2 separate regions of the Homo sapiens genome follow, and region 2 is linked to region 1. Evidence: read pairs that join two places in POLR2A ChIA-PET (ENCODE). Cell type or tissue: A673. All regions are shown on one strand.

What was found. ChIA-PET counts read pairs that join two places held together with the same protein. Peaks named below come from ENCODE experiments on the same cell type or tissue, not always from the same donor. Only the 100,000 strongest peaks of a DNase experiment are listed, where the experiment ranks them.
Region 2: POLR2A ChIA-PET joins it to region 1 with 8 read pairs; 3 of 35 experiments call an interaction of 5 or more read pairs at or near these places.

What each region holds. Positions count from the first base shown.
Region 1 is chrX:63,501,824-63,505,823 of GRCh38, reverse strand. All of the region lies in intron 2 of LINC01278 (long intergenic non-protein coding RNA 1278), which reads left to right. Among named protein-coding and RNA genes, the nearest start is that of LINC01278, 57 kb to the left of the region's middle. RefSeq lists enhancers at 933-1,433, 1,434-1,934. In A673, no CTCF peak of the experiment used is centred here; a DNase peak (open chromatin) is centred at 2,093.
Region 2 is chrX:63,332,828-63,336,827 of GRCh38, reverse strand. The region is part of intron 1 of SPIN4-AS1 (SPIN4 antisense RNA 1); the gene reads right to left. Among named protein-coding and RNA genes, the nearest start is that of SPIN4, 17 kb to the left of the region's middle. In A673, no CTCF peak of the experiment used is centred here; no DNase peak of the experiment used is centred here.

The sequences.
Region 1 (4,000 bases):
CTCAACACTTCACATTCAATACTTTCTCAAAGAGTCAAAATAAATCAAGAGGTTCAGAGCTGACCAAATGCTGAGTCAAGGAGGAATGTCAGATGGTCAGAGGTGTCTGAATTCTGCTCACAGCACCAGATATGTCACCCTAAAAGAAGGAGAGTGAAGGACAAAATATGATTGAAAGACTTTATTTCAGACAAAGTAAGGGCAGCTGCTGGGAAAACTCAGAGCCAAGTAACCTAGGATAGGAGCTCCATTGGGCCTTTGTTACGAGCAGATTTCTAAAGGCAAAGAAGAGGCACAGGGAGTTGGCTGATACAAAGTTGTTTGTCAGGAATTCTCACTGGTTTACAAAAATAACATTGATTAGTGATTGGCTATACATTGTTAAGCTATAGGGTATGGGATATAGTGTCCAGTGCCACATTATTAGGTTAATTCATAGCTACTTCATAGCTACCAAGCAGTTTTAATAGTTGAATAAATGGCTCAAAAGGGGGGAGTAGGATGTGATTATTGTCTTACTTTAATGCCTCTCTGAGTCTGATAATTTGAAAGAGCTCGTATTCTTCTACAAAAGTGTTAACTTTTCTTCTGTAGGCAGAAGCATATTGATGAGCAGATGGTGGGCAGGGTTCATGCAAAGAATAGTGACGCTTGGTGTTACTGTGTTTTATTTCTCTCCATTCCCACTCCTGACAAATTATTTGATTATGAACATTGAAATTAAGCATAATCCTCCCAATAGGATCATACATCTTCCAGAGTTTGCCTGCATTATATAGAGCTTGCTCTAGTCTTTGACTCCACCTGTCTTATTCCCTTTCTGAGATAGCATGAGCCTTTTAAGGGCTACTTCTTATTCCTTACTATGCCTAAGAAGTCCCTAGGATAGGCAGTTGCATAAAGTTAGGGCCCAATCAGTGTTTGTTGAAATGATTTACATGTTTTCCATGAGGATAAAGCAAGGTATGAAAAAAGTAGGAAAGGAAGTAATAATGGAGAGGTAGTCAGAGGACAAACATCTACAGGAATAATGGCATTAGAGTGAAGTGGGTTTTGAGAAAATTTAAATAGTAAAGGAGATTAGAGAAAATTATCAAGGGGAAGAAAAAAGAAACTAACGTAAGAGTCTGACATCAGTTGTGGAAGGGCTGTGAGAGTAAGGATTCATTTCTTGTATGTGATGCATGATTTCAACTTTTTCTATCTTGTTTTTAAAATTGGTAGTCACAATTTAATATTAAATATTTACAGAGTAATTAGCTGTGGATTTTAACATGTGTAAAAGTACCTTTCAGGCTGGGCGTGGTGGTTCACACCTGTAATCCCAGCACTTTGGGAGGCTGAGGCTGGTGAATTACCTGAAGTCAGGAGTTCAAGACCAGCCTGGCCAACAGAGTGAAACCCTATCTCTACTAAAAATACAAAAATTAGCCGGGTGTGGTGGCACGTGCCTGTAATCCCAGCTATGTGGGGGTCTGAGGCAGGAGAATCACTTGAACCATGTAGGCGGAAGTTGCAGGGAGCCAAGATGGAGCCACTGATCTCCAGCTCAGGTGACAGAGTAAGACTCGCCCCTCTCTCTCAAAAAAAAAGGTATCATTCAAATGCAAATTTTAGGAGAAAAAAATATTTTTCTACATGAAAAATAAGCAGATTGCAATTATTGGTGTTTAAAAGAAAATTTTAGAAGACTATTAAAATAACCATTTATATTCAGAGATGTGCTGTGCCTTCAACAGATTTTACATGAATTTCAGAAATTGATTTTAGCTTGTGGTAGGACAAATAATGACTCCAAAGATATCCAGGTCCTAATCCCTGGAATCCGTGCATGTTACCTTATAAGGTAACTGAGACCTTGCAGATGTGATTAATTAAAGGATCTTGAGTTGGTGAGATTATTCCGAATTATCTGGGTGGGCCCTGAATGAAATTATAAGTGTCCTTATAAGAAGAAGGCAGAGGCAGATTTGAGACAGAAGACAGTGTGTTACCAGTGAAGCAAGATGCTATTTTGCTGGCTTTGAAGACAAAGGAAGGAGTCTCTAGCTAAGGAATGCAAGGAATGCAGCTCTAGAAGCTGCAAAGGCAAAGTCTTTTATCCCCTAAACCCTCTAGGGAAAGTGTGGTTCTGCCTACATTTTGATTTCCCCCCAGTGAAGCTGATTTCAGACTTCTAACCTTCAAAACTGTAGGAGAAAAAATGTGCATTGTTTAAGTCACTGAGTTTGTGATAAATTGTTAGAGCAGCCATAGAAAAGTAATACATAGCCCTTTTAGTTACTATTTAAATTACGCCAGCGTCTCTGAGATATTCTTTGAAAGTGGCTTTACTGTCGAAATATATTATCTAACTATAGCTTACTATTAAAATCTTTTACAAATATAAATATAATTCCTCAAAAATTCTGTAAAATATATTATTTTAGGCTTATTTAATCTCTTTGAAAACAAAATTTATTCTTCTAAATATTTTCAATCTTAAATATCTTGAATATGTAAAGATTATCAGTGATTTTTCCTACTTTTTACCACATTTTAAAATTAATCAAAAATACAAGCATAACAGTTTATGTGTAATAAAAGGTATCTAAACCTAAGTTGTGTGAATACTGTAATACTGTTATCTAATCTGAAGAGTCCTACTCTCTCTCCAACTTCAATTTGTCTTTACAAAAAGGCACTAAGTTAAGAAAGGAGAAGAAAAAAATTTAACATTGTGTCAATATATGTAATAATTTGTGATAGAGAAAGAGGAAAATATAATGAGAATAAAGAGTAAGGATGTTAAATTAGCTGCAGTTTTTTAAAAAATAATTTTTAGGCCAGGCGCCGTGGCTCAAGCCTGTAATCCCAGCACTTTGGGAGGCTGAGGCAGGTGGATCACAAAGTCAGGAGCTTGACACCAGCCTGGCCAATATGGAGAAACCCCGTCTCTACTAAAAACACAAAGATTAGCCAGGCGAGGTGGTGGGCACCTGTAGTCTCAGCTACTTGGAAGGCTGAGGCAGGAGAATCGCTTGAACCTGGGAGGCGGAGGTTGCAGTGAGCTGAGATCCCGCCATGGCACTCCAGCCTGAGCCACAGAGCGAGACTCTGTCTCAAATAATAATAATAATAATAATAATAATTTTTAAAAACTTATTTTTGAGGATACCTCACAGTGTATCCTGGATATAGATAAGAATAAAGTTCCTCAAAAGGTGAATTATAAAACACATTTTGGTACAAAAAATTTAGCTATTATCTATTTAGCTATTATGTAATAATGTAAATTTTTACGTTTTTAAAAATTTATTATGTAAATAACAAGTTTAGCTGTTATGTAATTGGAAGTGTATCCTTGTTTAAAGTATTTAGTAAAAGATGGAAATAAACATTAGTTACCTCACATTTTCTCTTCACTAATTGAGAGTACTTCTCCCAGCTCTTTACACCTAAAGCCATGCTCTTGCAGCTAGAGCAAGAAAATTTTACCCAATCTCTTTTTTAAAAATTTTCTAAGACCTTTACCTCCATAGCAGCTCATAAATTTATGAAGTTTTTGTTTTTTCATTGACAAATAAAAATTGAATATATTTATAGTATACAATATGAACTCTTGAAATATGTGTACATAGTGGAATGGCTCAATTAAGCATGCATATATATATATATATATATATATATATATATATATATATATATAAAATGTATATATATATCCTACTTATTTTTTTGGTGAGAACACTGAAAATCTACTGTTTTAACAATTTTCAAAACATTAAAGCTATATTAACCACTTTATATAATAGATCTCTTAAACTTATTCTCCCTATCTAGTTGAAATTTTGTATCCTTTGAAAAAATTCCCCCAACACCCAGTCCTAGTAACCACTCCAAGTCTCAGGTAACCATCATTCTACTCACTACCTATATGCATTCAACTCTTTTGGATTCCACATACAAATAAGATAATGCAGTATTTGTCTTTCTGTGCCTGCCTTATTTCACTTTACCT
Region 2 (4,000 bases), 170 kb after region 1:
TGGATCCTTGAGGAATCGCCACACTGTCTTCCGCAATGTTTGAACTAGTTTACACTCCCACCTACCGTGTAAAAGCGTACCTATTTCTCCACATCCTCTCCAGCATCTGTTGTTTCCTGACTTTTTAATGATCGCCATTCTAACTGGCATGAGATGGTCTCTCATTGTGGTTTTGATTTGCATTTCTCTAATGACCAGTGATGATGAACTTTTCTTCATACATTTGTTGGCTGCATAAATGTCTTCTTTTGAGAAGTGACTGTTCATATCCTTTGCCCACTTTTTGATGGGGTTATTTGTTTTTTTCTTGTAAATTTGTTTAAGTTCCTTGTAGATTCTGGATATAAGCCATTTGTCAGATGGATAGATTTCAAAACTTTTCTCCCATTCTGTAGGTTGCTGGTTCACTCTTGATGATAGTTTCTTTTGCTGTGCAGAAGCTCATTAGTTCAGTCAGATCCCATTTGTCAATTTTGGCTTTTGTTGCCATTGCTTTTGGTGTTTTAGTAATGAAGCCTTTGACCATGCCTATGTCCTGAATGGTATTGCCTAGGTTTTCTTCTAGGGTTTTTATGGTTTAAGGTTTTACGTTTAGCCTTTAATCCATCTTTTGTTAATTTTTGTATAAGGTATAAGGAAGGGGCCCAGCTTCAGTTTTCTGCATATGGCTAGCCAGTTTTCCAAACACCATTTATTGAATAGGGAATCCTTTCCCCACTGCTTGTTTTTGTCAGGTTTGTCAAAGATCAGATTGTTGTAGATGTGTGGTGTTATTTCTGAGACCTCTGTTCTGTTCTGTTCTGTTCTATTGGTCTATATATCTGTTTCGGTACCAGTACCATGCTGTTTTGGTTACTGTAGTCTTGTAGTATAGTTTGAAGTCAGGTAACATGATGCCTCCAGCTTTGTTCTTTTTGCTTAGTATTGTCTTGGCTGTATGGGCTCCTTTTTGATTCCATATGAAATTTAAAGTAGTTTTTTTTCTAATTTTGTGAAGAAAGTCAATGGTAGCTTGATGGGAATAGCATTGAATGTATAAATTACTTTGGGTAGTATGGCCATTTTCATGATATTAATTCTTCGTATCCATGATCATGGAAAGTTTTTCCATTTGTTTGTGTTCTCTTTTATTTTCTTGAGCAGTGGTTTGTAGTTCTCCTTGAAAAGGTCCTTCAAATCCCTTGAAAGTTGTAATCCTAGGTATTTTATTCTCTTTGTAGCAATTGTGAATGGGAGTTCACTCATGATTTGGGTCTCTGTTTGTCTATTTTTGGTGTATAGGAATGCACATTTATTGTGTATCCTGAGACTTTGCTGAAGTTGTGTATTTGGTGTTCTCTGAATATACAGTCCTGTCATCTGCAAACAGGGACAATTTGACTTCCTCTTTTCCTAATTGAATGACCTTTATTTCTTTCTCTTGCCTGATTGCTCTGACCAGAACTTCCAATACTATGTTGAATAGGAGTGGTGAGAGAGGGCATCCTTGTCTTGTGCCAGTTTTCAAAGGGAATGCTTCTAGCTTTTGCTCATTCAGTATGATATTGGCTATGGGTTTGTCATAAATAGCTCTTATTATTTTGAGATACGTTCCATCAATACCTAGTTTATTGAGAGTTTTTAGCATGAAGGAGTGTTGAATTTTATCGAAGGTTTTTTCTGCATCTATTGAGATAATTGTGTGTTTTTTTGTCATTGGTTCTGTTTATGTGATGGATTACGTTTATTGATTTGCATATGTTGAACCAGCCTTGCATCCCAGGGATGAAGCCGACTTGATCATGGTGGATAAGTTTTTTGATGTGCTGCTGGATTCGGTTTGCCAGTATTTCATTGAGGATTTTCGCGTTGATGTTCATCAGAGATATTGGCCTGAAATTGTCTTTTTTTGCTGTGTCTCTTCCAGGTTTCGGTATCAGGATGATGCTAGCCTCATAAAATGAGTTAAGGAGGAGTCCCTCTTTCTCTATTGTTTGGAATAGTTTCAGAAGTAAAGGTACCAGCTCCTCTTTGGTAGAATTTGGCTGTGAATCCATCTGGTCCTGGGTTTTTTTTTTTTTTTTTTTTTGTAGGCTATTGATTACTGCCTCAGTTTCAGAAATTGTTACTCTTCTGTTCAGGGATTCGACTTCTTCCTGGTTTGTTCTTGGCAGGGTGTATATGTACAGGTATTTATCCATTTATTCTAGATTTTCTAGTTTATTTGCATAGAGGTGTTTATAGTATTCTCTGATGGTAGCTTGTATTTCTGTGGGATCAGTGATGATATCCCCTTTATTATTTTTTATGGTGTCTATTTGATTCTTCTCTCTTTTCTTCTTTATTAGTCTGGCTAGCAGTCTATCTTTTTTGATAATCTTTTCAAAACACCAGCTCTTGGATTCATTGATTTTTTGAAGGGGTTTTCGTATCTCTATCTCTTTCAGTTCCGGTCTGATATTAGTTATTTCTTGTTTTCTGCTAGCTTTTGAATTTGTTTGCTCTTACTTCTCTAGCCTTTTTAATTGTGATGTTATAGTGTCGATTTTCAATCTTTCCGACTTTCACCTGTGGGCATTTAGTGCTGTAAATTTCCCTGTAAACACTGCTTTAGCTGTGTCCCAGAGATTCTGGTATGTTGTGTCTTGTTCTCATTGGTTTCAAAGAAATTATTTATTTGTGCTTTAATTTTGTATTTTACCCAGTAATCATTCAGGAGCAGATTGTTCAGTTTCCATGTAGTTGTGTGGTTTTGTGTGAGTTTCTTAATCCTGAGTTCTAATTTGATTGTACTGTGGTCTGAGAGACTGTTATGATTTCTGTTCTTTTGTGTGTGGTGAGGAATGTTTTAGTTCCAATGGTGTGGTCAATTTTAGAATAAGTGTGATACGTTTCTGAGAAGAATGTGTATTCTCTTGATTTGGGGCATAGAGTTCTGTAGATGTCTATTAGGTCCACCTGGTCCAGAGCTGAGTTCAAGTCCTGAATATCCTTATTAACCTTTTGTCTCTTTGATCTAATGTTGACAGTGGGGTGTTAAAGCCTCCCACTATTACTGTGTGGGAGTCTCAGTCTCTAAGTTTATAGTATTCTCTGATGGTAGTTTGTATTTCTGTGGGATCAGTGATGATATCCCCTTTATTATTTTTTTATTGTGTCTATTTGATTCTTCTCTCTTTTCTTCTTTATTATTCTGGCTATTGATATTTGTGTATGAACGAAGTTCTCGTGCTGTGTTTTTCAGCTCCATCAGGTCATTTATGTTCTTCTTTAAACTGGTTATTCTAGTTAGCAATTCCTCTAACCTTTTTCAAGGTTGCTTTATGAATCTGGGTGCTCCCGTATTGGGTGCATATATATTTAGGATAGTTTGCTCTTCTTGTTGCATTGATCCCTTTACCATTATGTGTTGCCATTCTTTGTCTTTTTGAATTTTATTGGTTTAAAGTCTGTTTTATCAGAGACTATCATTGCAACCCCTGCTTTTTTTTGCTTTCCATTTTCTTGGGAAATATTCCTCCATTCCTTTATGTTGAGCCTATGTGCGTCTTTGCATGTGAGATGGGTCTACTGAATACAGCACACCAATGGGTCTTGACCCTTTATCCAATTTGCCAGCCTGTGTCTTTTAATTGGCCAGTTTACATTTAAGTTAATATTGTTATGTGTGAATTTGATCCTGTCATTATGATGCTAGCTGGTAATTTTGCCCGTTAGTTGTTGCAGTTTCTTCATAGTGTAGATGGTCTTTACAATTTGGTGTGTTTTTGCAGTGGCTGGTACTGGTTTATCCTTTCATATCTAGTGCTTCCTTCAGGAGCTCTTGTAAGGCAGGCCTGGTGATGACAAAATCTCTCAGCATTTGCTTGTCTGGAAAGGATTTTATTTCTTTTTCGCTTATGAAGCTTAGTTAGGCTGGATATGAAATTCTGGGTTGAACATTATTTTCTTTAAGAATGTTGAATATTGGCCCCCACTCTCTTCTGACTTGTAGGATTTCTGCAGAGATATCCGCTGTTAG